Linked DNA regions of Mus musculus: regions 2, 3, 4, 5, 6 and 7 are each linked to region 1. A link is a loop called in an ENCODE intact Hi-C map of the cell type or tissue named here. Cell type or tissue: gastrocnemius. All regions are shown on one strand.

Region 1 (4,000 bases):
GCCCTCTGGCCGGGCATGGTGGTGCACGCCTTTAATCCCAGCCCTCGGGAGGCAGAGGCAGGCAGATTTCTGAGTTCGAGGCCAGCCTGGTCTACAGAGTGAGTTTCAGGACAGCCAGAGCTACAGAGAAACCCTGTCTCGAAAAACCAAAAAACAAAACAAAAACAAAAAACAACAACAACAACAAAAGAGGCCCTCTGCTTCTCTGGGAAATCAGGTAGTTATCTGGCTTAACCTGTACCCTCTACTGTGGAGAGTTATGACTCAGTGGTCTTGCTGGTGGGGTGGGCAGTTTCTAACCAAATGCTGTGTATCATCAGACACGGTGGGAGTCAGCAGAAGGCTGGAATCTCCCTTGGTATTGGATACTTCTATAGGCTCATATTGGCCAATGCCAGAGGCTCAATGCCTAACTCGGCATTCAACTTCTTCAGTGCGCAGCCACTATAGACATAAGATACCAGTCCTTTGTATTAAGGAGGGAAATGCTGAAGTCACTGTGAGACAATGTATTTTCTGAAGAAACACGTGCAGCCAAGAGGAGACCATGATGTAAATCTTTCCTTCTTCCAAACACACAGAATAGAAATCTATATAGAGGCAAATCCTGGGTGTCTAAGGACCTGAAAAAAAAAAATCCAATTTGGTAGGTTCCACCTTACTGCCTTGCAAGTCCCTGGAAAGGCTTACTGAAACGTACACCAGAGATGGATGTCATGTCACAGCCCCTGCAGTGTCCTTGCACCACATGCCTTTCAGAGTCTGAGCTGGGCTCTTCCCCGGCCCCCTGGGGCAGGACTTGTATGTTGTTATCTGCATGTGTGTATTTACACTTATTTTTAAAAGCAGAGGATCTATAAGCCTGACGCTTCTTCTGTAGGAGGGGAGGATAGACCAGGAGACAGAAAGGGGGGTTGTCGGCTTCCTCCTTTCTTCCCTAGGGCAGGATTTTTAGACATGGAGAGAAAGAGGGGCTGAGAGCCACCTAATGAAAGCTACTCCCTTCAATCTCCTGGGAAACTGGGGCCCAGAGGTGAAGGAAAACTGCCCCAAACCACAAAATGAAGACTCGAAATTGGCTCCTGTTCCCATCTAAACAAGACAACACTATGACACGGAAGCACGTTGAACGCTGAGCCATAATCGGCTACTGGGGTTCTAGTGCTCTGCCCTCCAAAGGAACTGTAAGCTGCCTGGCTGGGCAGCTACAAAAGGGGAATGTTGTTTGCAGAGGATCTTCAGAGACCTTGCCCCACGGATGGGTAGGCATCGCCATGCACATGTGAACAGCAGCAAGCCCTCCAGGTTCAGTTTCACCACGAGGGCTGAATCCTGTAAACAAGATTACCACCCCGGCAGACCTTCCCGGAAGAAGAAAGGCTGACCCCTCAGCTAATCTGGCAGCAGGCTTTCTTCAGGCTTCCCGAGAGCAGCAGCAGCAGCCGCCGGGACAACAAAGCCGGCGATTCCAAGCCTGAATCCACAGTGCCCCCTCGTGGAAGACAGCCGCAGGGACCACTTTTATTCCACCAAGGAAGGTTCAGTATTATGGCTATCAAAAGCATCCATTGCTGGCCCCCACAGTTGTCTCCTCCCCCAATACCCTTAACTTTACTCCGCGCCAAATGTACCTGCCAGGCTTGCTAAAACCCAGGTAACTGGGCTCCACTCTCACTTTCCAGTAGTTGACTGAGTACGGTCCGGAAATTTGCAGATCTAATAAGTTAGCAATTGGTGCTGTGGCTAGAGTGAATACCCATGACCTTCCTTAGCTACTCTGGCTCATTAGGCTGACTATTTAGCTCCCTGTAAACCTCAACATCTTCATCTGCAAAATGGGCTTATTTGTGCCTCCCTCCTAGACTCAGATCCCAGTATAATCTCAATAAATCTGTTCATGTGTTTATCACATGTATATATTTACACGTGCATGCACATATGGAGGCCAGAAGTAGACCTCAGATCTCCTCTCATCATTTAGGCTTAGGCTGGAAAGCGTCCCAGAAATCTGCCTGTGGCTTTCCTGGCACTAGGGTTACGGGTATCCGCTTCAGCCCAGCTCTTCTGTAGGCGATAGGGATTTAAACTCAAGTCCTCACAAGTGCAAGAACTTTATCCACTAAGCATCTCCCTAGTTTTGTGCCCGGAATGTTTATTAGCAGTAGTTGTAGTATTATCATTCATCCACAAGCTTCTCTTGGACAAGACCTGTCACATCGAGAGACATCGGCAGAAAAGACCTTTGTGAACTTTGAGTCCAAGCCTCAAAGCTGTTAAATTTTCAGATGAATGAATGCTCCCACTCCGAGCTACAAAGTGAACACAGGTGAACAGCTGAGTATTTTTAACAAAGCCTCACTACTCAACCCTGCTCTTGTACCTGCTATAGAGGGAGGGGTGGGAGCCCTCTGTTCCCCAACAGCTCCTGCTGCTGGACGCTGAGGAGCAGGAACCGGGCCGGGCCGTTTCCCAGTACACTGCTCAAATACCCGCTCATCAGCCCTCTCCAGCTGTAATCTTCCCATCGTGCCTGATGAGCAGTCAAACGGCTCAAGTATTCTGTGTGGAAAAACTCAGCGTGTGACAAGGACACTCCACTTACTGTTCAATCTCTAATTCTCCACATTTCTTTTACTCAACCAAAATAATGAATGAGAAAAGTCCTCAGCCTGGCACACGGGGTCTTCCTGGGGTTGTTCCCTGCTGACCTTTGGGGGGGGGGGGGGGCGGCTTGCTCCATCAGGTCTTATCCTCCCACTCCCAGCCTGAAGACTATGGGAGACAGGGCCTCAGGTCTGGCATAGGAGGAAAGTCTGGAGAACGGAGGAACAGCTGTGTAGTGCTTTGGGACTCAAGAATTTGTGCTGTCCACATTGATAACCCAGAGTCAGCCAGCTATCTTTGCTGGTCTGAGGTCTGTTCAGAATGGGATTTCTCCTGTAAAAACAGCAGGAGTTAAGGGCAACTGTCTGAAGCCACCTAAACAAATTCAGGATTTCCATCTTTCCCCTGCCCCACCACAGAACGGCCACTCCCTCACGCACCTGCTTAATCATTTTTCATGGCCTTGAATGTGACTCTGCTCTTGAATTTGAGCCAGATCACATCACTTAACCCCATGACCTCCGGAAACCTTCCAGGATCCACGGCCTTACACCAAGTTTGGCTGTGGACTGCCACAATGTCCCAACCTGCTAGCTACTCCAGGAGCCAGACCACAAGATCCTCTATTGGCTTCTTTCCTCCCCAGGTGCCAGATCAGGGACTGGCAGGGCACAGTTAACTTGGTAAATGGGTAATGTGGTTGGCTAGGCTACCTATATTCAGTATCCCTATGGCAGATGGCACCTCACTGACCAATGTCATGCCCAAAAGAAAGCAGCTTGGTGACTGAACATACAGTACTACCTTGGAGTCACAAAACTGCGTCCTAATCCCACCCTCACATGGTACCTCCCCAACCTAAACTACTGGTTGTCAGACCTCACCAGCATCCTTCCAGGTAAATTGTAGACCACTGTGCCCATAATGTACCACTTATAACCCACCTGCCTCAGCTCCAGGAGTTTGGTATAAGTCTTCTTGGACCAAATTAAAATTCTACTTTGGCAAGGAAGGAAAGCAATGAAAGACAACTGAAAGCTACACACACAGGATACTGGGGCAATCTAAAAGCAGCCCCCAACACCACAACGGAGACACTACACTTGCAGAACCATCTCCAGCCTTTCTTCCCACCCTTGATGGTTTCTACATGGAAGGAAGCTCACACACCACACATCAAGTAGGCACAAGGTCTGGAGTTTTGAGCCTTGTGCTCTCGTTCTCATTAATTTCCAGCTAGTGCTAGGCTGGAGGGGCGGTGCATGGGCCTTTTCTGTAGTAAGATCACTTAGTAAGTCACCCTCATGTCAATTGTAATGAGACACGATCAACTTAGATCAACTTTGCATTCTTATAAAGGCTTGCCCAAAGCAGAGCGCGTTATCATAGTTATCAG
Region 2 (4,000 bases), 620 kb before region 1:
GGTGCTTTCAGCCCGTGATCAGTTGGTCCTATTGCTCCAAGCCTGTAGGGATGCAGCTCGTCATGGTGGGGCTGCAAGACACAGCAAGTTGTCCACCTCGTAGCTGGGAGGTGTCCACTTCATGATTCCATGGGAGGGCATGATCTCAATGACCCAGATCTCACTAGACCTCATGTCTGAAAGGCTCCATTACCTCCCATTTCACCCACTGGCTAACAGCAACAGAATTCTGTTGTGACCCAGCTACCGCCAATTGCAAGGCCAGAGAGTCCACTGCTTGGTTCTTGCCTCTTGCTGATACTAGGGCAGTAGGCAGAACAGGTCCACTCTTAAACTGGCCAGCATTTACTTCTGAGCTTCTTTCTTTATGTGTCTTAGAGATCAAAGTCCTGGCTTTCCCAGGTATTCTCCAAGTTCTAGGTGGTTACTGAAGCAAGTTTGGACAATGGGGCATGGATAATTTCTTTTTCCAAACTGCAGGGTGGGGAGGTGTATTTCTGGGAGAGATTTTGTGGGGATCATTGATCTCTGAACTGTCTTGACTGAGGACTTAATTAAGGTTGATCAGATCGTGCACTTTAAATAGGTGTAATTTGCTGTACGTCACTTCCACCTCGGAGATGTTTCTAAACATTGCCAGGGGTTCCTGGGAGAGATTGACTTTCCTAGCAAGAGCCGACTCCTCCGTGGGAGGTGCCTGCACTGGCCTCTTCTCATGCAGGGAGGCAGGTGGCTATCTGCAGCCTGGGTGGCCATTTAACCATCTCAAAGAACAAACGAGTCCTCGTGGAGTGGATTCTAAACCCAACCTGAAGTCACCTTCCTGATAGGAGGAAATTGAGCTGGATGTTGGCATCGCTGTCAGCGAGGCCTCTAGTTCTTTGAAGCCTAAAGACTTCCTACATAAACCTGGGTGTTTGATCTGTGTTTATTGGCTAAGTCACTAAGCTGGAAGGAAGGCCAGGTCTTCGTGGCTAGAGGCCAGGAAGGCTTTTCATGGGAAGAGTAGAAACGGTGCTGAATCGGGGTAGGAGGTCGGATTTTGCTAATTGTGGACAGGGAGTGCATGGAAGCCAAAAGGACAGGAACAGAAGCCATAATAGCATGTTGTCTTCTAGATAAACCCACTGTCCCGGGTGGAGGCAGCCTTCCCATGCTCCCTCCATCTTGGCTAATAAGCTAGCTCATATTTTGTTCTCCTCCCCACATTATTTTCCCCCAGTGACAGAAAATTACAGCTGACAAGTGGCAATTGATCCCTCCACATTATTTTGAAGCAATTATATTGAAATGGGAAACAATGCTTCCAGGAAAATGGCCGATAGCAGACTAACACACAAAGCTTTCTCCAAGACAGATAGGCGAAGCCAATTTGTCCCACATCGAAACTGACCAGATTTTCTTCCCCTGAAATTACATTTAATTATTGCCTGGAAATCTTCAAAGCTAACTCTTGCTTCAACCCAAGGTGCAGAGGACATGCCAGAGTCCTTGGGTGCCCTCTAGAGGGTCTGGGGGCCCTGGGCTTGCCAGGATCCCTCCAACAGATAACCTTTGAATGCCCATGTACCAAGAAGGGAATCTGTGGGCATGTGGGTGAAGCACAAGTCAACTTCTCCAGGAAGCATGGTGGGGCAACCCTCAAAATTCAGGAATTAACAGAGAAAAACATGTTTCCACGGCTCCCTAGTATGGGTTTCAATGATCACCATCCTATATTGTTTGAATTTATACAATGCTACAACTAGATCTCTGTTTGCATTGCTCTGATGAGATGTCAAAGCAGTACTGCAGATTTATTGTTGTTTGTTTTTGAGACAGAGTCTTAAGCACACCAGGATGCCTTTGACCATGACCTTCTGATCCTCCTGCCTCTGCCTCCCCAGTGCTGGGATTATAAGCTTCCAGCACCACATGCAGTTTATACGGCTGTGAGAATCAAACCCGGAGTCTCGTGCATACAGGCAAGTATTCTACCACCTGAACATCTCCAGTCCTCACTGCAGATTTAAACATGAGGCTTAAAGCTGACAAAGTTAATGTCCCTGCACTACATCAGTGGTGTAACGCTGCCTTTGTTGTGTGCAGATTGACACCTGTAATCCACACAGGATGACAGGTGGCACAGGACAGCCCCACTGTGAATTTTTCCTGCTTCTGTGACAGTGGGATTTGACAATTTCCCATTATGTCTCTCCTCTGGGACTTCAACATCATCCATCCATGCATGTGCTGTCATGCCATTAGGGTCTCACCTGATGAGGGCCAACATGGCTAGACTTGGCCTTGTCTGTAGGCCTGTGGGATGCTTGTAAGACCAGCAGGAATGTTTGACCATGTGACCACTGTAAGGAAAAATAGCAGCTAGTCTCACAGTCTTCATCCTCTGTCATCCACCGGCTTCTCATAAGGAAGTGTGGAAAGTGTCCATACCCAGGCCCACCTCAGAGCCATGAAGTTAAACCCAAGGTGCAGTGGTGTGGAGAAAGCATGATATAAGCCAGCCATGCAAACATGAGATTGCATCAGAAGTCTGTGGTGAATGTGGAAGGGCCAAACACGGACGACCCAGCCCTGCAGTTCCTAAGTCTGATGGGTCATGTGTGGACACAGAAAGGGGCATCCCTCACAGAAACCCTGCAGTCCCTGCTCAAGAGACTCCATTTCAGGAGCCATCAACTTCAATGACAGGGATATTTAGAGAGTACATAGAAGAGCCTCAGTAGGAGACATGGCCATGGACTTGGCCTGAGACTCAGATCCCCTGACTCCCTACCTGCTCCCTGTGGTCTCTGGCCAATCACCACTCCACATGAGTCCCAGTCTTTGGTGAGCATCCTCTCCAGCTCAGAGAGTAGCTGGGAAGGCACATTGTTGGAGTCAGGCTTGGCTTGGAGTCTAGTTGTACTGCTTGACTGCTGTGTGGGCCCAGCCAAGGCCTTCATCGGCATCATGGAGAATAAGGCTAATGAATCATGGCTGGTTATGGGGTTTAAACATATGCTAACACTCTTTGTAAGCTCCAAAACCATGAATTATTTGCTGTGTAAATTGAAACTTAAGTCCAGGATAAAGGATGCCTGGGAACAATCCCCCAAGAGAAGCAGCCACATGTCCATCTCTTCTGTCCATACCAGGATTTCCTGAAAGCCACCCTACGGCAAACAAGCCCTTGTGTGTGCAAAGCTGAAAGATGATCTGAAATCCCAAGATGGATGCTAGTGGGTGGTCCAAAGGAGAGGATCTAATCACCCTCCCTAGCATTCATACTAAGGGAAGCAGGTTGAATGACTGCCTTTCTGAGAAAGCTCGACATTCAGTCAGCACTCCATATATCAGGGGGAAATATGATTGATGGAAGGGGAGAATGTAGGGCAGTGCATTAGTTTGCTTCTGATGCTGTGATAAAACACCACAATCAAAGGCAACTTGAGGAGGAAAAGGTTTGTTTCATGTCCAATGCTATGAGCCATCATTGAGGGAAACTAGGACAGGGACTCAAGCAGGGCAGGCACCTGGAGGCAGGAACTGGAGCAGAGACTATGGAGGAACTCTGCTTATTGAATGGATCTCTGTGGCCTGTTCATCCTGTTTTCTTGTACACTCCAGGACTCCCTGCCTAAGGGTAGCGCCGCCCATAGTGGGCTTAGCCATCCCACATCAACCATTCATCAAGAAAATGGCCCACAGACTTGCCTACAGGCCAATCTGATGGAGGCATTTTCTCAACTGAAGTTCCTTATTCCCAGATGACCCTAGCTGTGTCAAGTTGCAAAATAAATAAATAAATAAATAAATAAATAAATAAATAAATAAATTAAATTTAAAAAAATCTAATCAGCATAGTCAGGAATAGAAAGTCTTCCCAGGACAGACCACTTCTCTATGCTTCAGCTGCCCCTTGCCATCTCTGTCACAGCTCTCAGCCAAGATGGTGACAGTGAGATCAGCTTCCTGTCACAAAACCCACAGGCACATTGAAGACAGCTCTTTACTGTGG
Region 3 (4,000 bases), 140 kb before region 1:
CAAAAACCTTTAGGGGACATGATTAAAGCAAGTCCAAACCTTGCCACCTTCCCACACCCACCTATCCGGTGAGAACACTGACAAGGCCTTCTGCAAGGACTTGAGCCAGACGTTTGGGGGCAAGGATACTCTGTGGAGTGTGGGAGTCACGAGAAGCCAGACTGGCCAAGGAAAGGATAGAAGGCCTGGCTGACAAGGCTCACCTGGTAGTTACTCTTTCTGGAAGCTGGTCAGGCAACAGTGGCCCTGGGACCAGAATGGAACAATGGACAGACTGAGCCCTGTAAATCTCTCCGTACCTTGCCCAGTGCTTGCCTTGATCCTGGATTTCCCATTCTGAAACCATAGAGCAGAAGTTGGCATTAAAATGGGTATGAGGAGCCGGGGGAGGGGTGGGGGGCGGCTCTGTAGAGTGCTTACCCAGCATGCTCAAAGTCATAGGTTCAAGCCCTGTGTTCACACAAATGGGGAGTGGTAGTAGGCACCTGCAATCCCATCATTTGAGAGGTGGAGGCGGAAGGATCAGAAGTTCAATGCCATTCTCAGCTATATTAGCAAGCTCAAGGTCAGCTTCAGGTACCTGAAAGCTGACTAGAATAACAAAAGTAAAGCGAGCAGAACACACTGGGGTATCTTCTCTTGGAAAGTATTAGAGTCCAGCAGGATCCAGAGGGCTCCAGGCTTCCTTCCTCCGAGCACCAAGGGCAAGACTAGATGGTAGAGACCCAATGAATTAGAGAGTCAGAGGTCTGCCAGCTGCTCTCAAACCCTGGGCAAAGTGAGGTTCATTTTGTCCAGATGCCTTTGGGTAGGGTGAGACTTAGATACACTCTCCCTGCAGCTTCTGGGGACCCATCCAGCTTGTCATTCAGACTCTTCAGGAAGGAGGGCCAGTTGTCACTTCCCAGGAAATCTCTCTCACCTAACGGCCTGGTGATCATCTGCTTGATCCAGGATGAAGAAGAGAAGAAGCTCCACTGTTCAGGCTCTGTGCTGAGGTGAGGAGATGGTGTTTAGGCAGAGGGGAGTCCTGGGTCATGAGGACCAAGAAGGAGCCTCACGAGCCAGGGAAGGATGTCTGCAGAGTATGCCTACCTGAAGAGAGCCAAAATGGAAGGATGAACAAAGAATGAAGATTGAGCTGCAAGTACAAACACATCATCACCTCAAGTGTTCTCGCCATGTGCCACCTCACAGAGCAAGATGCTTGGGCTCAGAGAGCTGAAACCAACTTGTCCCCAGTCCATGGACCTGGAAAGAGGCAGAGCTAGGAATCAGATCCCAGAATATTTTTCCTCCTGCAGCTTCAGTCTTTGTCCCCGAGGAATGGGCCTGAAACCTTGTAGGTACGTAAGAGTTCACAGCTCCATCAGGGGAACTGAACAGGGAGAAGGAAGCTATGTCTGGGACAGGGGGTAGGGAGGACCCAAGGCTCCTGGGGTGGTGAGAGACTGAGTAGATAACAGGCTGGGGAGATGACTCAGTCAATAAAGCAGTTGTACAAACTTAAGGATGTAAGTTTGCATCCCTAGAACCCATATAAAAATGCAGGCACAGTGGTGGTTACCTGTAAACCTACCACTGGGAAGGAGGAGACAGGAGCTCTGGTCAACCAATATAGCCAAAATGGAGACTCCTAGGTCCAGTAAGAGACTCTATTGAGAGAGAGGAGGGGGGGCTGGGGAAAACACCAGACATTAATTTCTGGCCTGTACACACATAAATGCACACACATGCACATGGACACACATGCACATGGGCACACATGTACATGGACACACATGGACATACACAAAGAATAGGTGGATGAATGTCCCCTTCTGTGCAGTGGCTCTAGGGTAGCTGGAGTCTACAGCACCGGGTACAGAGGAATTCTGAGGACCACAGCAGGCCTGGGGTAGGCAGCAGTCCTTCCATGAAGACCATTGGCGGGGGCTGTGCAGAAAGGGTCAGCAAAAGTTTCAACAGGGTATTCCACCCCATAAAGCCTCCATCTGTGAAGCTTCTGAGGCAGACTGTAGACAATGATATGGGAAGCTTAGAGGAGCCAGAGCCATTCTTACAGGGCCTATGAAGGGCAGCCTGGCCAGTGCCAGATGTGTGCATGAGGACGTCAGTCCTCAACACAAACCAAGCTGCTTCTTACCCACCTCTTGCCTCCAGAGGAAGCCAAAGCCCAGAAAGAGCAGAGTTTTCTCCAGGGCAGTCATACCACTGCTCAGTGTGCTGCAGGGAGAGACCTCCAACATGAAGGCTTGGACCCTGCTCTGTAGCCCACACTGGCCATATCCCCACAAAACCCATGCATATCCATGGGTGGTAGACAGCAGAGAATTTATGGGTAGCTTTCCCAACACCCAGATGAGAAAGCTGAGGCCTAGAGAAGCCAAGAGAGTTTTCCAAGGTGCAGAGGGTCTCAGCTCCTACTGTCTTCTTGTTGTAGATAGCCCACATTGCACTCTGTAACTGTAAAACTGAGACTAGGGCCTTGAGAGATGGCTCAGAGGTTGAGAGCCCTCACATTCTTCCAGAGATCCTGAGTTCAATTTCCAGCAACCAAATGGTGGCTCACAACCATCTATAATGGGATCCAATGCCCTCTTCTGGTGTGTCTGAAGACAGCTACAGTGTACTCATATACATTAAATAAATAAATAAATAAATAAATAAATAAGTAAATAAGTAAATAAATAAATAAATTTTGAAAAAAACTGAGAATATACCATTTCTAAATCCAGTGATCTATAGATAGAAGATGATAGATAGGGAGAAGAGCTATAACTGTCATATTAAGTCCCATCTCTTTATCTCCTGTTTTACCTATTGAAATGGAATGATACCCACTTGAAGATCTTGCCACATTCCCAGGCTTATTCTTGAGTGATCTTGCCTCAAACCTATGAAACTGAGAACATTATTTTTCTCTCAGTCCCTCAGTTGCTGCTTGGATATAGCAACACAGGGCAGACTGACAGCACTGAACCAGGGAACTCTGGAGCCAAATCCACTGAGTTTGACCTGCCAGCAGCTGCGAGTGAGGTCAGAGCACATTTCTGAGTGAGAAGGGACAATCACTCTGTGTTCCTGTGCATCTTTAGTAAGGATCAGGGCAGCAGGCCTCATACCTTCCTTAAATTCCATATAGATATCTAAAATTAATTAGCAGCCTAAGTAGGAGGGATTAGTGTTCTGGGGCTGGGCGGGGCAGTTATGACTGGTTTGGGATGGGTGGTGAGGCTGTAATCAGCTTTTGGGTTTGCAAATCCTTCTCATATACCATCAGCCCCAGGATGCCGTGGCAAACAAGGGAAGTCCTCAGGATTTGTCTTCCAGGTGTGGCAAGAAGGCCATGGAGCTGGGGACCCAAGAACAAGCGTAGGTGGAAAGATGAGCAGATGAGAAGAAAGCAGAAGATGAGAGGGAGAAGCAGACACAGTGGGCAGAGCCTGGGGCTTATACCTCATGAGTCTCAATGTTCCCAGGCCATGCTCCTGGGCTCGCAGGGCTCAGTCTCCCCTGATGTAAAACTGTACAGTGTATCATACAAACCAGGAAACATCTTTACCTTTCTATTAAACCATAGGAAGTTGAGGTTTGACTTATCAGAAGCATTTGATATTGGTAGTGCCAATTGATCCCATCTCAGAGTAACAAGGCCAGGAAACTGGGCAATGATTGGGACTGTTACATAAACCAAGATGGACCATCACCCTGTGGCTCATGAGTGTGCCTCCTGCCCCTCCTACTGACTTTGAATGTGAAGCCCCAGCCCATCCCACAGCCCCTCTGTCATTAAGCTGAGGTATAAAGATTAAGTTAATGGCGGGCGAAGAAAATCAGCTTTGTTGGCAAATTGTCTCTGATATTTATTTTGAACATTAAAACGAATCATTCCAACTAAAGAGGGCCGTAGCGCGTGGCCCATTAAAACACATGCATTATGTATAACCCTCCTAGCTTCACCTCCCAAGTATTATCACCCTAAAAAGCAAACATGGTT
Region 4 (4,000 bases), 520 kb before region 1:
GCTCTGACTCTGTCTGCTTCAGTCTCCAACAGAGGAAATGTTAACAAGCACTTCTGTGAAGCCATTTGCTTATGAGCCTCGCAAGTTTCCAGACATTTCAGCTTGAAGCAGCCCCAAGAATTGCTGGGGGAAAGCCAATAGCCTGGGCTGTCTAGTCCTCTTCTGAAGAACAAACTGTCCCCTCCTCTAAAGGTCACAGAGGCCACGGGGGTGCACACTGGTTGTAAAAGCTATGTATAATGGGGCCAAGTGCCCTAGTAAGAACATGGTGTGATTCAAGCCCACTGTAATCCTGACCTTGAGGTCCAGTCAGTAAGTATCAGAAGCCACAAACCCAGTCTGCTTCTTCATCTTGTCAGTCGTGTGGTGTGGCCTCTGACTGCCAGTCATCCTCCTGCCTCTTACATGTCATTGTTGTCTTCATTAAAGTAGGACAAACGCCTTCAAAGAAGAACAACAATGCTCTGTGTAGAGAGTTGCCTGTGGCTCCCCACAAGTCTGATAAAGACTATGTTCGTGAGGTCTCTGGTCACCCAGTGTCTCTGGAGGCCTTGTAGAGGGCAAAGATTTATCCTCTGAGATCTCTAACAAGTGGCCATGGCACACAGAGAGCGGGCAGAGCTGTTAGCTCACATGAGGAAATGTCTTACTAACGAGGGTCAAGAAATGGAATCATATGAGATACCGATTCCCTATCACAGGAAGAGAATGGATGTCTGCCTGCCAAGGGTGCTCTGACTGATGGTGGGCATGGAAATCAGGAGGGTACCAGAATCAAAGATGCTTAGCCTTAGACAGATGTAGCTAAAGTGGGGCTTTAGCAGGTGTGATCTCCAGGACAACAGCGTGAAAAAACGCATATCCTTCAGAGCAGCACATATACTGGCCTTGCTTCGTGTCTTTGAAGTCCCCTGACAGCTCTAGAAGGTTTTGACTGTAATTCATATTTCTTGACTCTATTGCCATTTCTTCTAGAGTTCGCCCAAGGGAGGTGTTAGATACAGGGCTAGGGGCTTCCACTCAAGGACATGGCCCTTGAGCTTTGTCCAGGTACATAAACATTTTCCTGATTCCCTGGGGGCTGTCCCCTGATGTTCACGAAGCACTGGTACACATTGGTACCCAAGGCATGGACTGTCCCCCCCGGGAAGTTAGGAGCAGCTCTGCATGTTTGCTCTAAGTGCACACAAGCACATGGGACTGTGTTTTGGTCACCAACCATTTTCTTAGCCTTAAACACTGTGGTTTTTCTCCTCTTTGCCTGACTCTGTCGTCTTCTCTTTCCCTGACTTAAGAATGGCTGTGGCATGACTAAAGGGCTGTCAGGTTTTCCTTCTGGCTCTGTCTGGTTCTCTTGTGGGCCCGGAGAGGTAATCAAGATCTTCTGAGCATGGATACAACCACGGCTCGTGAAAACAAGAGATGTGACAGTCACCTACTCCAACCATGGTCCTGCACCAGGTCCCAGGAAGGTACCTTTGTGACTCTAAAGCCTGGGAAGGGTCTGACTACCCTACCTGCAAAGTATACTACCAAGTACCCCCAGCAGCCTTTCCTGTCTGAGATGCACTTCTCCTGCTTGGCCATGGGTGGCGCTGTTGTCTGTATCCCAGATGAAGACTGGAGGAACCAGCAACAGCCTGGTGAGCAGTGAGTACCAAGAGCCCCATCATATGGCTGCCATTGTGTACTCTTAACGTGCTCAATACCTAGCTCCTGCTGGGACCAGCCAACCCTGCTTGGGCCTAGTTCAGGCCTGGATATGGCCTAAGCGATGGCCTCTGTGACTGGTATGCTGGTGATCTTCCACTGAGCACACTGGTCTGGTTTCCTCACTAGCTTCTCCTGGGTCAGCCAAAGCATTTTTTTTATAAAGGAATCAGGCACCATGTTTTGCTTGGCTCTTACAGTATGCCTGGAAAGAGTCATAGATAAGGAAACCGAGATGCAGGCAATTCTGCTTAGGATCCAAAGATAAAGGAACACTGTCCCTTCCTCTGCTGGAGGACCAAGTCCAGCAGTCCTCCACCATGTTCCTCTCTAGAGCTACCAACGCCACTGTAGACCCCAAGATGCTGGACCCAGTACACACTTGCCCTCTTGGGTGGGGCCTGAGACATGTTTGCAATCAGTTCCTCTGGGCTATGCTCATGTAGCGAGGGCTGGGGCTAAGTATTACCAGAACTAGCCATGACAAAGATGGCCTGTCTAAGTACAGGGTTTGAGGGAACAGAGACAGAACTGAGTAGAACAATCTCTGTTAAAAATGAATCTGTGTATCCAGGGAGATGGAAACACGAGACTTTATTCTGTGATGGCATCTAACTTACTTGATTAAGTCATTCTGTGTGCCTCAGTTTCCCCCACCTATAAAATTGGGAATGAGGGACTTTACACCACTGTGCTTCATGGCCCTGCATACCTCAGCAGTTAGAATAAATGGCAATAGTTCTACTCAGGCTGCTTGGGTGGGTCCATCTGTCTTGAACGCTGCTGCTGTGTTTTCTCTCTCTCTCTCTCTCTCTCTCTCTCTCTCTCTCTGTGTGTGTGTGTGTGTGTGTGTGTGCGCACGCGCGTGTGCATGTGCGTGTGTGTGTCTGGCTCTGTCTGGCTCTCTGTGTGCGTGTCTCTAGGTGTGTCTGGGTGTGTTTGTATGTCTGTCTATATGTCTGTCTCTGTGTATATGTCTTTGTCTAATTCTGTGTCTGTCTGTTTATCTGTCCCTGTGTCTGTCTGTCTGTCTGTGGGCGTGACTCTGTGTATGTCTGGGTGTCTCTGTATGTATGTATGTCTGTCTCTGTGTATATCTGTCTCTGTCTATTTCTGTCTGTCTGTTTATCTGTCTCTGTCTGTCTCTCTGTGTGTGTCTGTCTGTGTATATTTGTCTGTCCTTTTCTGTATGTGTCTATCTGTGTGTCTGTGTTTCTCTTTGTCTCTCTCTGTGTCTGTCTCTCTGTATGTCTGTTTCTGTCCCTGTCTCTCTGTCTCTCTCTCGCCCTCTCTCTCTGTCTCTCTGTCTGTCTGTCTGTCTGTCTCTCTCTCTCTCTCTGTGTTTATGTGTGTGTATTACGCACATCTGCACACACATTTAGCTCATGTGTCTGCACTGTGATATGCATGCCCATACTCTTCATTAGAGGATAAAGAAGGATGTTGACAACCTGGTCAACCCCCTCTATCTTTTCCCTTAGGATAGGGTCTTTCACTGAACCTGGAGCTAACCTGGCAGCCAACAAACCACACTGATCCTGTTGTCTCCCCCCGCCCCCCCCCCCAGCATCGGGTTACAGGTATGCAAGTGGCCATGCTTGGCCTCTCCTTTAATGTGGGGGCTGGAGATGGAATTCAGCTCCTCAGACTTGCACAGGGCACCCCTCTTCCCCTCTGAGTTACTTTGCCAGCCCCGAGCCTCACCTTGTAAGGATGGCATCTAAAATCCCCTCCCAAATGGAAGTTGCTTTGTGTCTATGACTGCATTTGCTCAACCATCCAGGAGAAAGGATTTCATGCTTTCCCCCTCTCTCTTCTATGTGGCAGACAAGCTCAGAGTCTAAGTGGTCCAGCCAGGGTCTCATAGCACAGATACAGTGAAGCTAGGGGTGGCTGGGGAGGTGCCAAGGATGCTTGCCTGTGTAGAATGTCTCAGGAAGGCTCTGAGGCTTCAGCACCTCAGCCTCCTGGCTAATTGTTGACAGGCTTCCTGGGGGAGGACGTGATATATGCAGCCAAGCTCTCTCTCTCTCTCTCTCTCTCTCTCTCTCTCTCTCTCTCTCTCTCTCTCTCTCTCTCTCTCTCCCCTCTCTCCCTCCCTCTCTCTCTCTCCCCTCTGCTCTCCTCCTCCTTTCCCCCCTCCCCTCTCCCTCCTTGTCTCCCTCCTTTCCTCCCTGTCTAGCTTTCCTTTCTTGTAAGCCTGCCATGAATCAGGAGAGGGAGAGGCACTAAATAAACAGAGATGGATTGGGGCAGAGGCTCTGGAGTGGAATCGGTTTTTTTTTTTTTT
Region 5 (4,000 bases), 280 kb before region 1:
CCCACACAGGAGCTGACCAGTAGAGGTACTGTCCTCATCTACATAAAAGGAGTGTGGACCCTACGTCCTTCTGCCTTCCCAACTCATTGCTTTCTTGGTTTGGGCTGAGGTCATTTGTGTTTGAGACAGGTCTCAACACATAGTACAGGCTGGCTTCAAACGCTTTTTCTGCCCCAGCCTCCCAACTACCAAGATTACAAGTTTTGCAGCAGTGCCCAGTTGTACTTCACAACTAGGTGGTCACCTCAATTCATCCCCAGCCTCTACCACTCTAGAGTAGAAGCCATTATGGTAGTGCACCTCAGAGTCATCGGCAGGACCCTATGACATCACGTGAAGACGGTACTCTGGATGACACAGGGCTTCCCTGGCTTACAGTCCCCTTAACCCCGTGCAATGGGGAACGTCTCCTTACTGTGGTCTTCAGAGCTGGGGCTTGTGAGGAGAACCAAGCACCTTACTTTCACTGCCAGCTTCAAGGGTCTGGGGCTCTGACTGCTGGCTAGAGGCTAAGAACTCTCCTGGAAGCCCAGCCACTCACAGGACTGACAGAGCAAGTGTCCACAGGGGAGGAGATGTGGATTATCGGAACAGGGAGGTGAGCAGCTGAAGAGGCCAGAGGAACCTCAAACCCAGCTACAACCCACACTGGCCAGCTGGGAAGGTGCCTCACAGTGGCAGGGCTTCTGATCTTGTAAGAGAGAAGCTGAACATCTGGCCAAGTTTTAAAATGGACTTCCTCCTCCTCCTCCCCACTGCTCCTCCCTGCCCCCTTCTTTCCTGATGTGTGTGTGTGTGTGTGTGTGTGTTTGTGTGAGTGTGAACTGTATTTCTCAATCTCTTCTCAGTGAACCCAAAGCTCCCCTATTTCTCTAGACTAGCCTGCCAGTGAACCCCGTAGATTCTTCTCCCGTTCTAGGAATTACAAGCCCATGGGGAGACTCAAACTCGAGCCTTCCTGCTTGAGTAACTAGCATTTCATCCACTGAGCCGTCCTCTCAGCCTCTTAAATGCAGTTTTTTAAGTGCATCTAATTTAGCAGGAGTATGAACATGGGGAGGGGTAGTTTGGCTTAGAGAGTGGTTAGGATCTGAATTACATTGTTGTCATTGTCCTCAAACTTTGACAAGGACAATCCCCTGCTGTGTTGAGTGTGTAGGTACATGCCCAAAGAGCACCTATTTTGAGCAAGGCTATGAGAGTCTCCAAACGCAGAGATAGATTGTCCCCAAGTTTGTCAGCCAGAACCATTCCTCCCATGTGCGTGAGCACAAAAACAGAAAAGACACTCAGGTATCTAATGTATGACATTTATTGTAACCAAGGGGCCCTACACCCGTGTGTTGGTACCTAGACATGTGAACTCCTGTGCCCACTGGGCTGTGCCCTCCGTAAGATGTGCAGCATAGGGCAAGGCTGCTTCCTGAGATATCCCTGAGGGGTGGCACTGTCCACAAGGGCGCACGGTAGTGGCTGCTGCAGCGAGGAAGAGAAGGCGCCTGCGCGTTAAGGAGTCGAGAGACACAAGGCACCCGCAGGGAGGGCCTAGCGAGCTGGAAAAAACGCTGGTATCTGTCCTGCTTCCAGGTCCCGGTTGTCCGCCCCGTCCCCAGCCCCGCAAGAGGAACAGTGGGGAGGAAGTGGGAGGGAACAGAGAAAAGCTGGCAGTGTGGCAGCTGCACCCTGGGCGCTGTGGGAGGGAGGAGGGCGGCGCGCAGCCGCGGCCATTAGTCACCAGATGTCACCTTCTGCTGCCAAGGCGGCGGCTGGCTCAGACAATGGCCGCGCGGTGGAGGGGCGGGCCCGGCCAACCCCAAAGCCTCGCCTCTGCTGACACCTACTGCCCTAGGCCCACACTCAGGCTGCCCAACCTCGGAGCTCTTTACTGGGGCCGTTTCCTTGCCTGGCCCCAGCACCACCTGCTCCACATCCCCTCCCGTTTATCTGCAGAGCCGGCTCACTTTTCAGTGCTAGCGGCACCTCCCGCGTTTCCTGCTTGCCTCCTTGGCCCTCCTCCAATTTCAGAACCTGTCTCTCAATGTACAGGACTGTCTTGACTACAGAATGGGTGGTGTATGGTGGGGCAGGGACTCCCATTTTACCGCCCTGTGGAAAGTGCCTGGTACCTAGAGCGCTGATCTCCAACGCTGTAAGATAGTTTATCTCTGCAGTGGTACACTTAACCCCATTCAGAAAGAAAAAAAAAAAAAATCCTTCCCTCACTCCAGAAATCCAACCATGGAATTGCTGCATTTTCTCTTCACTGGGCACAGATCCTTCCTCCATCACCACCCAAAAATTAAAAAATTAAATAAAAGGGAGTCACCCTTTTATGATGGCTAACGCAGAGCGAGACCTTTCATGTTCATTTAAAATATGCCCAGGCCCACTGGAGTGCGATGAAGAGACCACTAGCTTGTGGGATGAAGAAGTTGTCTTCTATATGAATTGAGAGGACCAGGAAGGAAACACGTTAAGCTCTGTCAACCAAGCATGCATCTGAGCTCCAGCTTTGGATTTTTGTTTTTATAAACCTTTCCAAATGCAAACAGTCTTAGCCCAGGGACCATACAAAAGCAAGCTCCAGACAGGCTCTCCGTTCCCACGTATGCATCGCTCAAGTGGTCATACTTGCAGCATCCAGGGAAGAAGCTTGGCATGTCTGCAGGCTAGGGTCAGGGACAGACAGTCAGACTCACCCAGGTTGGAGTCTCAGTTTGTCCCTGGGCAGCTCGTGACCTTGACCAAGCCTGGGGGTAGGGGTGGGGGTGGAAAAAGCTTTGGAATATTCTTGAAGATCTGCTAGAAGTGCATGGGTTTCTACCATTTATCCCTTACTGCACTGCCCCAGGGCTATATGCAAGTTCAAGTACACACTCTGAACCTCAAGCCAGAGTAGAAGAGAAGACTGAGTTATAGCCACAGAAAAGGAAGTCACCTGTGCCAGATAGATCGGAAGTAGAATCCCAGCCTTGCCCTAGCCTGGCTGTGTGACCTTTCAGTAAAATAACACATCGCTCTCTCGCCTCTGCTGCTCCCATCCCGGCATGCTCAGGGTGGCTGGTTGGTCTTGACCAGAAAGGCACATAACCCCACACCTGAAACATGACAAACCAAAGGGGATGGTGTCACTGCAGCTGTTGTAAGCTCTCTGTATAGATATTCAGATGACCTTAGGTCCTAAGGCCCTCTGACTCTCATCTATACCCAGGGCAGATGAGAGATGGTGGCCATGTAATCAGGGAGTACTGCCTGGAGGAGGAACTAGTATGACCTTATCCCTTCATGGAGCCACTGGTCTCCTGGGGTCGGGGAAACAGTTGAAGGGGGAGGAAAGATAGCTTTGGATCTATGTTGTCCCTTGGGAACGAGAACCCACAGTGACAGGGACAGAGGAGCTTCCCTCTTTCTGCACCAACCAAGATTAGACCAGGTGACTGCTTGTAGATTTAAACATCCTTGCTGAAAATACAATACCCTTTATTACGAAGGTCATTCTTGCATGATAGCAAATTCAGATGAGTCCAAAGGAGACAAGTGACATGATACCCCATCCCCCATGCTTCCAAGCACACCCAGCAAAGTCGGACGTGGTTCTAGGAAGTTCTGTGTCTTCTTTCATGTTTTGCTTTTCTGGTAACAACTGAGAACCTGGGAGCCTTCACTGCTCAGGGCTCAAATATCTGCTCTTAAACACTGAGTCCCATAGCTTGAGGTGGTCAAAGGCTTGCCCTCCATTCTCCTGTTTCCAGGCACCTCTGTTACAGACGCTCTAGGCTTATCTTTTCACACATTTCATAGATAGATGATAGGTAGGTAGGTAGATAGATAGATAGATAGATAGATAGATAGATAGATAGATAGATAGATAATTGATAGATGATACATAGATGAGAGAAGATAGATGATAGGTAGATAGGTGATTGATTGATAGATGAGATAGATGATTGATTGATTGATGATACATAGATGAGATAGATAGAAGATAGATATATGATAG
Region 6 (4,000 bases), 960 kb before region 1:
TCTCGGCATCGAAGCAGAGATCTGGCCGCCGGGCCTTCCAGGGCTCCCGGGTCGGGTGCCGGGATGCCCGGCTCCTTGAGCCCGGGCTGTGGGAGAGGCCCTTCACCCTGCTCCGGGCTGGAGGCACAAGGTGGAACTGTAAACCAGAGAAAGGAAAAGTTTTCGGCAGGTAGAGGGAAGGGCAGAGTAGCCGCGGCGATCCGCTGTCCCCGGGGGAGGGTGGGGGGCCCAAGCCCGCAGTCCTGGCGCGCTCCTGTCCGCTAGCCCTCCCGCCCGGGTTGTTTACATTCCTGGAGTGTCTTTTAAACCGGAGGCTGTGGCCGGCTCCTGGCCTTCTCCCGCGGCTTCGGGGCAGTCTCCCGTGAAAATCTGCTGGCGCACAATGGCCGGGAGAGGAGGCCGCCCCTCTCCCGCGCCCCCACCGCTCCAGGGCGGGGAGCCTGCCCTCTGCACCGCGCCCTCTCCCCGCCTGGCCAGCTTCCTGGACAGATGTCTCCGGCCAGGGGGCGACGCGCTCCCGCAGCCTGCACCGCGACACCGAGGCCGTGCTCCCCACTGTTTTCTCCCTGGCCCTGACGCCAGGAATGTGAAACAAGCTTTCTGAGCTTCCCTCCCACAATCCGGACCGAGCTTCAGCTCCGGCCCGGCCCCTCAATCTCCTCCCGGGTCGGCCTCCCACTCCCCCGGGGCCACCGCCGCCGGAGACAGAGAGGAAGAAAGAACACGGGGAAATTACTTTCGTATTTGCAACGCGCGCGCACACACACACAGACACATCTTCCCCTTGGGCTCGCCTCCCGACTGGGGCAGCCCCGGCCAGGCGTTGGCCTGAAAGCCCCTTCGGCTTCCGAAGCCCGAACGAGAAGCCTCGACACATCTCTTCAACGTGTCCTGCTTCAGCCACGCGCCGCGTTTCCCTGGGCTATTCTCCCCCCAAAACAACTTAACCGCGCCCCCATCTCCCATGTACAAAAGTGTGTTCTCCATAGAAATTCGGAGGCACAACTTAACACCACCAACCCTTGCCACCCTAGAATCCAGCGCCTTCCCGGAGGTTCTCCTACGCACACAGGAGCACAACTTCACATCTTTCCAAAAGAGGCAAGGGAGAAGCAGCCAGTCCTTCCCGGGTCCTCTCCTCCCTCCTCCGAATCCGTATCCCGGCTGGCTCCCGACTGATCGGAGCGACGGCTGGGAGGCGCGCCGGCAGGAGGCGGGCACCGAGTCCGAGCGCACAACCGCACCGGCGCCCCGTACACCCGAAGAACCCCGGGTCCCCGCGCTCATCCGGAGCCGCTCTACACAAGCTGGGCGCTCGCTGGTGGCCAGAGCCTCCGCCCCCGGCGGCCAGAGCAGCGGGCCGAGCCTGCACGGCTGGCTTCTTTCGCCCGGCCAGAGCTAAACCTTTAAGAGGAAAGCCCTAGTATAGTACACGGCGCTCGCACCCCGATGATCCGCCGGGAGCGGGTGGAAGCCTCGGTGTTAACGGGCGCTTGGCTCTGTCCCCAAACTTACCGGGCGCTGCGAGCACCACTGCCACCGCTGGAGGACGCGCCGCCGCCACCGCCGTGTAGGGCAGGCTGGAGCCGGGAGGAGCGCAGCGAGAGCGCGGAAATCCACTCGGCTCCGACTCCGGCTCCGGCTCCTCACCGGCCGGGGCTAGGGTCAGCGCGCTGCGCGGGCGCTGCTCGCTTGCTCTGCAGCCGGATCGCTGCTCGCCCGGCCGGCAGCTTGCTCTCCCGGGCGCCCGCCGCCGCCGCCGCTCGCTTTTTTAATGTCCACAGACAGTGAAAAGGAACTCGGCGTTAGGGGGTGAGTAAGTGAATCAACTCGCCCGGAGCCGAGCAAGTTGAAGTGTCAGATTACATTGGCTATTCTATTTCCAAAGGGCCCCGCGCCGCCGGCCTCCCGCAAAAGCCGGCACGGAGTCACGGCGGGAGCGGAGTGCCGCGCCTCCGGCGCGCAGCTCTGCTTGCCTTGGTTCGCTCTCCATCTGCGCGCTCGCTGCGCTCTCCTTTTCTCTTTTCCTTTCCTTTCCGCCTCTCTCCTTTCCCTTCTTTTCCTCCCTTTCTTCTCCGTTCCCAGGTCTCAGCTCTTTTCCGAACCCTGTTAGGCACCGCGCCACCCTCACCCTCCTCTGCTGCTCGTTCACTCTCGTCCCTCTTCTCGCCTCCCTTCGCTGCTCTTTAACGCCCCCCTCTCCGCATCCCATAAGTTTGGAGCGGAGAGACTGATGTGCCTAGGAAGGGATCACATTGGTAGGAGCAAAATTACTTCCAGAAGGCGTACCCCGCTTCCTACTGGTCCCCTGCAGGAGTGCACTGAGACCTCAGGTGCTGTCAGCTATCTGAATTGGGGTGACTGGATTGCTAATGAGACACTGTGTGCGAAACTTCCATGTAGATTTTGGGATTATTCCTAAAACAGGGTGAGAGAGGGTGAGAGGACCCTAACCTTCACTACCACCGGTGACGCAGGGGAGACTAAAGTGCGCCTCCATTGACATCTTGAGAAAGAGCGAGAGGTGCAGCGAGAACCATAAATACCCACTACTACTTGAAGTTAAGAGCAAGGACGCCTTAGTGCCTGGTAGGGAGCGCCTGGGGCGCTGAGAGCCGAGCGCTCCCGCTTTGCAGAGGTGGAAATAACCCAACCAAGCCCACAGCCCAGGGCTGGGCTCCACTCCTACAGTGGCGAAGAGCACTCACGAAGCAGTTAGGTGCGCTCACTTGCGGAGGTTCCCCTCACAGACCGGCCCCCAAGTGTATCCAAGTGCGCACTCCCTTTGGCTCTTGTCCATTACCACTCACACAGAAACTCCTACACAAACGGCAAACGGGTTTGCGCCTACCTTACAGCATGGCACGCATACTTCTCATAGCACGCATGACCCCCTCCACACACTTGTACACACACTTTCCATCCCAGTTATGCCCGTGCACCTGGAGTCATACAATTGAACACACAAATATAGTGTACACCACCCCCGGTACGTTTAAAAACAAAACAAAACACGAGGCATTCCCCCGTGCACTACCTCTCACATTCGCGTACACATACCACACATGTTCCCCTTACTCTTCCACATCCCTTCCTCAACCCCACCCGCCTCTCGATTAGAGGTAATGTAGTCCTAAAGACAACAAGCGTCTAGGCTGGACCCGCGCGCGCGCGCGCGCGCGCACGCGCTCCCCTTCAGGACAGGCGGGGGAGGCTTGGGTCTGAGCCCGCTAGGGACTCCAGGTGTGGCGATAACTCCGTGCTCCGCGTTTTGCAGGCAGCCACGGTGTCGGAGGCGAGGCGAGGAAGGGAGCTGGAATAACAAAGGCAAGTTGGGAAGAGCGCAAGGGGGCGCAGCCCTGGCCGGGCCGCGGGGGGAGCCCTGCACTGCCGGGTCGTCGGAGGCTGCTTGGCCGCCAGCCGGGGGAACCGGAGGTGGGGAGGAAAAGTGGGGGGAGAGGGGCGGAGCCGCCGCGTGACGTCAGAGAACAATGACACCGCTGGGGGCGGGTTTGGGCAGGCAGCCCGGGCGGGGGTCTTTCTCAGGGCCTGGGGCGGGCGGATGAAGTCTTGGCCTCGCCAAGGCGGCAGTTTGATTGACGAGGTCCGCAGGGGAGCGCAGACGTGCCACGCAGACTCGTGAGTCCTGAGCCTCCTGGGTGGTGATCAGAGCGCACCGCAGGCCGACAGGGGAGCCGGCCGGACAGCTCCCCCCATCACAGACCCCCAGTTTAGAATATCCTTCAGAGGGCTGGCTGATCTGACCTCGGCTTGAACTCCTTCAGGGCCAGAGAGATCACTCCTTCCATCACCAAGACAAGAAGGCAAAATGCGTTTGCTCGCTTTGAATCCATTCTCAAAGCTGTGACTGTCTGGCAGCTGAGAACTCAGCCTGGAATTCCTGAGGGTAGACTGCAGCTCAGGTCCACAGGGACATTGGGCAAGGGTATCTGGGTGCGGGGGGGGGGGGGGGAAGCTACCTTTCTGGAGGCAAATTCTG
Region 7 (4,000 bases), 1.1 Mb before region 1:
ATATATATATATTCAGCCAAACACACATACATATACGGTGTGTGTGTGTGTGTGTGTGTGTGTGTGTGTGGCTGACTTCTAAAGCTGGCTAGGACAAGGGTAGTGAGCCAAAGAAGCCCAGAAAGTCAAATCCAGGTCATCCGAGTGACTGGCTGGGGACCCAGAAAGGAAGCACAAAGAAACCCCAGGCCTGAAATACCAGCACCCAGCTCAGAGCCTGTAACCAACCAGGAAAAGACCTCCATGGGCATACCAGCCAGCAGGGGGCACTCTAGACAAACCACAGCATCCTGAGGGCCAGATGCTGACTCCAGACTCTCAAGTCCTCTGAACACCTCTACCTTCTCCATCATTTTAAAAGCTCGAAGGTGTCCTGCACTCTAAAATACAGGAGGGCCTTGTGCAGTCGTCCCTGGCTTCAAAGCTTCAGTTTCTCCATGGATAGGAGACAAGAGTCACTGGTGGCTCCACCAAGTTCTGCCTCCAAGGAGGATCTTCCAGGAAGGCCATGCCATTTAGGACCAGGAACTCAGAGAGGTCTTGACACATGCTTGCACATATCGATATCTTCGGTAGCCTAAGGATGCTCTGCCCACCCACGGAAGCTTCTAGCAAGTATGAGGAGCTTGCACATCCCTGGTCAGCAACCTTTCAGCCCCAAGGCTGCTTTTCCCTTATGAACGCTGTCAAGACCCCAGGCCTCACTTCAGGAGGCAAATAGCAAAGAGACAGACAGTACCACTCTAGATCAGGCTAACCTCCACAGGGTCTCTGGATTCAAAGGTCTTCAGGATACCTGTGGGCAAAGTTGTTCCCAACTTGACAGTCCATTTGATTTTGTTTTGGGGAACCCAAAACCCATAATGATTTTGTCCTAGATGACATGGTCTATATCTGTCCAGGTCTGGGCTCCATCTTATGGAATCAAGGTGTGACCTGGCTGGGCTTCCAACACTTGTGAGACTCATAGGACATCAGAGAGGTAACTGTCAGGAGACATTACAGACAACAGGAACAACAGAGGGAGTCCCTGCCCTCCTCCCCAAATACAATCTCATTGTAGTTCAGACTGGTTTCAAATTCATGGGGAATCCTCCTGCCTCAGTGCTGGTATTACAGTTATCTAGCTATTATATATTTTCATTTATAAAATAAAAGCTGAAGAAAGAGGCCCACACAGCACACTCCTTTACATTTATTTTTTCCAGATGGGGTCTTTGTATGTAGCCCAGGCTGGCCTTGAATCCATGAAGCTCTTGTTTGAGCTTCTTGAAACATTATACTTAGTTGAGGTGTCACTTTGAAACTGCTTGTATCAATAGTAGAGAATGGGGGCCAATAACACAGGAATGAACAGAGATGGCAGGCCTGAATTCCACACTGCAAGGTGCAAGGACTTGAAAGCTAAGGGTCTAGGGCCTGAGGAGAGGTTAGCACCAGGCAGGAAAAGGGGGTGGGGCATGGAAGGGACAGCCTGGCTTCTGTACACACTGTTTTCACTGGCTGCCCAGTTCCGAGGCAAAGCCTTTGAGAGATGAAGTGCAAGGCTGCCAGCGGGGCTAAGCTAGAAACCTCTGCCTTTCTAGCCATTAGCATGCTGCTCTTTCCATGTCCCCCCAAGACCGGTGGCCACAGTCTCCTGCGTACTCCTATCTCAAGCCATGGCTGGGTCCCAAATGAAGCCCTTGTTCCATCCCATTGGTCCAAAGCCAGTGGTTTGCAAGGCCACCCAGAACCCCATCACAGCACCCTGTTGTCAGGAAGCGGCAAGCCGTTGGCGGCCAGCAGAGGTCGCCCCACTGCCACAGAAGCACCACTCAGCTGTGTTTGCCTCCAGGTGCCTTTAGACAAAACCATCAGTGGAAGCAGCTCTAGCACCCAGGCAGGACCTGGCTCTCTACCAACCAAGAACCTGGTACCAACCTGGTAGCCTTTTCCAGTCTGCTGCCCTCTGATTAAGTGTGGACTCAATCAGGAAACTTTTCTGTGGTCCTGCCATCCCTGTCCTTGTGTCTTTCTAGTTAGCCTGGGGGGGTCTACAGTGGGTGGGTACCTGCTCTGCTACCCTCCCACTGTGTGAACAGGGCAAGAAGCTGGGCCTCAGTTTGTATATCTGTAAAATGAAGGCCTGGGCTAGCCATCCTCTGGCAGCCTGCCAAACGCCAGAATCCAAGGGCTCCAGCTGCCTGGAAACTCCACCTCAGTAGGAGCAGCACATTCAACTTTAAAATCCAAAGGTTCTGCCCAAGCGGTGGAGCCCGTAGCCTGGAAAACTCCCGGAAAGCCTCTTCCACCACTCCACCAACCCCCTGCCAGATGGCCCAACGCCCCAGGCACTGCCTCTCTTGAAGCTATGCCTGACCAGAGACCATTACATGTATGGAAGTTTTTAGCTGGTGACATGGTAGTCAGGCTGAGTCTTCCCGATTTCCAGGGGTGGTCGTGCTGGGAGAAGTTTCTGTTGACAGTATCATCTCCTGGCAACGCTCAGGTCAAGCTGGCCCCGTGCACTTAAAGCCTCCTGGAGAATGAACTGCAGAGAGCTGAAGGGGGACTAAGAAGCCAACCTCTTCAGCTACACCAGTGGAAAACAGTGGACAGAAGCCTCAAACAGGCGAGAACTCATCTGGCTGTCTTACATATAGGGTCTTTCCCTGGACACAGGGGTAGAGAATTTTTACTGTACAGTGGGCACTCGGAGCACCCCAGTGTGGGAAGAGCACCTCACAACCATCTTACAAATACTGTGTTTTCTTTTCCCACTTCTCAGGCCTAGCGAGTAAACCCGAGCGTCTCCAGGTAAAGGTGTTTTCACACGGCACACACATCTACGTACCCCTCTGCACTCTCCATAGCTGGTATGTGCACACATGGGCTGTTGGCCCAGATGCACTGGAGCACACACATCTCCTGACAGCTTGCACAGGCAAGTAGCACATCTCTGGGGAGCTGTGTGAGCAACGGTGTGCAGAAATGATTCAATCACCATGCACATCTGCAGCGCGAGTTGGGGGAGGGGGGAGGGGGACTGGCAGCAGGGCTGGGAGACTCTGCCCATAGCTTGACTGGAGGCTGTGTTTTGAAACAGGACCAGGGGGACAACCTTGCTCTGGCAAGAAAGAAAAAAAACAAAGAAAGAAAGAAAGAAAGAAAGAAAGAAAGAAAGAAAGAGGAAAGGAAAGGAAAGGAAAGGAAAGGAAGAAAAAAGAAAGAGGGAGGGAGGAAGGGAAGGAAGAAGGGAGGGAATGAGGGGTGGGGAGGGGGAAGGAGGGAAAGAGAGAGAGGAAACATAGAAGCCAGACTTTAGGGTACCACCCCAATCTATTCCTCCAGCAGTGTGGTGGTTTGAATATGCTTGGCCCAGGGAGTGGCACTACTTGGAGGTGTGGACTTGTTGGAAGAAGTGAGTCATTGTGGGTATGGGCATTAAGGCCCTCATCCTAGCTGCCTGGAAGCCAGTCTTTTCCTAGTGGCCTTCAGATGAAGATGTAGAACTCTGAGCTCCTCCTGTACCATGCCTGCCTGGAGGCTTCCATGCTTCCATCTTGAAGATAATGGACTGACCCTCTGATCCTGATGCCAGGCCCAATTAAATGTTGTCATTTATAAGAGTTGACTTGGTCATGGTGCCTGTTCACAGCAGTAAAACCCTAAGACAAGCAGCTTTAGAATTTTAGGGGGACAGAGGTCATGGAGCTTGGTCCTCTCCTAGCCTGTCCCCCTCCTCCCACTGCTCTTAGCCCACATCCCAAGCCCCTCACTTGGGTGGCTCGCTGCCTCCTAGTCTGAGGTCTGAACATATTGCTACAGCTGTGACTTGGCCTGCCCTTGGGTCAGACTGCCTGCCCTTTCACCGCTAAAGGTCCAGCAAAGTGTAGTTGGCAAGTGACACTACTCACTCACTCTACTCCAGTCCCCTCAGTGTCACTGTCACACACCTGTCTCCCCTTCAGCCAGGATGGCTGACAGTTATGCATCTTGAAGCCCATACCCCAAATGT

The links. A loop is a pair of places that touch in the nucleus more often than their neighbours do. Peaks named below come from ENCODE experiments on the same cell type or tissue, not always from the same donor. Only the 100,000 strongest peaks of a DNase experiment are listed, where the experiment ranks them.
Region 2: a loop joins it to region 1, with 2.7 times the contacts of the local background. A loop is called at or near these places in 5 of 42 quality-filtered maps.
Region 3: a loop joins it to region 1, with 2.6 times the contacts of the local background. A loop is called at or near these places in 7 of 42 quality-filtered maps.
Region 4: it touches region 1 in a loop (5-fold over the local background); 6 of 42 quality-filtered maps call a loop at or near these places.
Region 5: a loop joins it to region 1, with 3 times the contacts of the local background. A loop is called at or near these places in 11 of 42 quality-filtered maps.
Region 6: it touches region 1 in a loop (3-fold over the local background); 13 of 42 quality-filtered maps call a loop at or near these places.
Region 7: it touches region 1 in a loop (4-fold over the local background); 18 of 42 quality-filtered maps call a loop at or near these places.

The regions. Positions count from the first base shown.
Region 1 is chr14:24,498,184-24,502,183 of GRCm38, reverse strand. No RefSeq gene overlaps it. Among named protein-coding and RNA genes, the nearest start is that of Rps24, 9.5 kb to the right of the region's middle. In gastrocnemius, a CTCF peak has its summit at 1,519 (motif pointing left); DNase peaks (open chromatin) are centred at 853, 1,466, 2,004 and 3,222; H3K4me3 peaks cover 305 bases; H3K27ac peaks cover 446 bases.
Region 2 is chr14:25,117,684-25,121,683 of GRCm38, reverse strand. No RefSeq gene overlaps it. Among named protein-coding and RNA genes, the nearest start is that of Gm32224, 8.3 kb to the left of the region's middle. In gastrocnemius, a CTCF peak has its summit at 1,503 (motif pointing left); DNase peaks (open chromatin) are centred at 973 and 1,510.
Region 3 is chr14:24,635,852-24,639,851 of GRCm38, reverse strand. No RefSeq gene overlaps it. Among named protein-coding and RNA genes, the nearest start is that of 4930428N03Rik, 17 kb to the right of the region's middle. In gastrocnemius, no CTCF peak of the experiment used is centred here; no DNase peak of the experiment used is centred here.
Region 4 is chr14:25,015,663-25,019,662 of GRCm38, reverse strand. No RefSeq gene overlaps it. Among named protein-coding and RNA genes, the nearest start is that of Gm41112, 33 kb to the left of the region's middle. In gastrocnemius, a CTCF peak has its summit at 1,588; DNase peaks (open chromatin) are centred at 1,637 and 3,626.
Region 5 is chr14:24,777,012-24,781,011 of GRCm38, reverse strand. No RefSeq gene overlaps it. Among named protein-coding and RNA genes, the nearest start is that of Gm31838, 2.1 kb to the left of the region's middle. In gastrocnemius, a CTCF peak has its summit at 1,851 (motif pointing left); DNase peaks (open chromatin) are centred at 1,713 and 2,381; H3K4me3 peaks cover 1,243 bases; H3K27ac peaks cover 2,204 bases.
Region 6 is chr14:25,457,072-25,461,071 of GRCm38, reverse strand. Zmiz1 (zinc finger, MIZ-type containing 1) reads right to left here and starts at 1,887. Exons shown (of 24, transcript NM_001310666.1): 1 at 1,516-1,887. In gastrocnemius, CTCF peaks have their summits at 543, 1,517, 2,290 and 3,346 (motif pointing right); DNase peaks (open chromatin) are centred at 1,326, 1,880, 2,772, 3,370 and 1 more place; H3K4me3 peaks cover 4,000 bases; H3K27ac peaks cover 4,000 bases.
Region 7 is chr14:25,563,709-25,567,708 of GRCm38, reverse strand. All of the region lies in intron 3 of Zmiz1 (zinc finger, MIZ-type containing 1), which reads right to left. Among named protein-coding and RNA genes, the nearest start is that of 4931406H21Rik, 21 kb to the left of the region's middle. In gastrocnemius, CTCF peaks have their summits at 265 (motif pointing right) and 1,766 (motif pointing right); DNase peaks (open chromatin) are centred at 264, 1,508, 1,813 and 2,257; H3K27ac peaks cover 1,036 bases.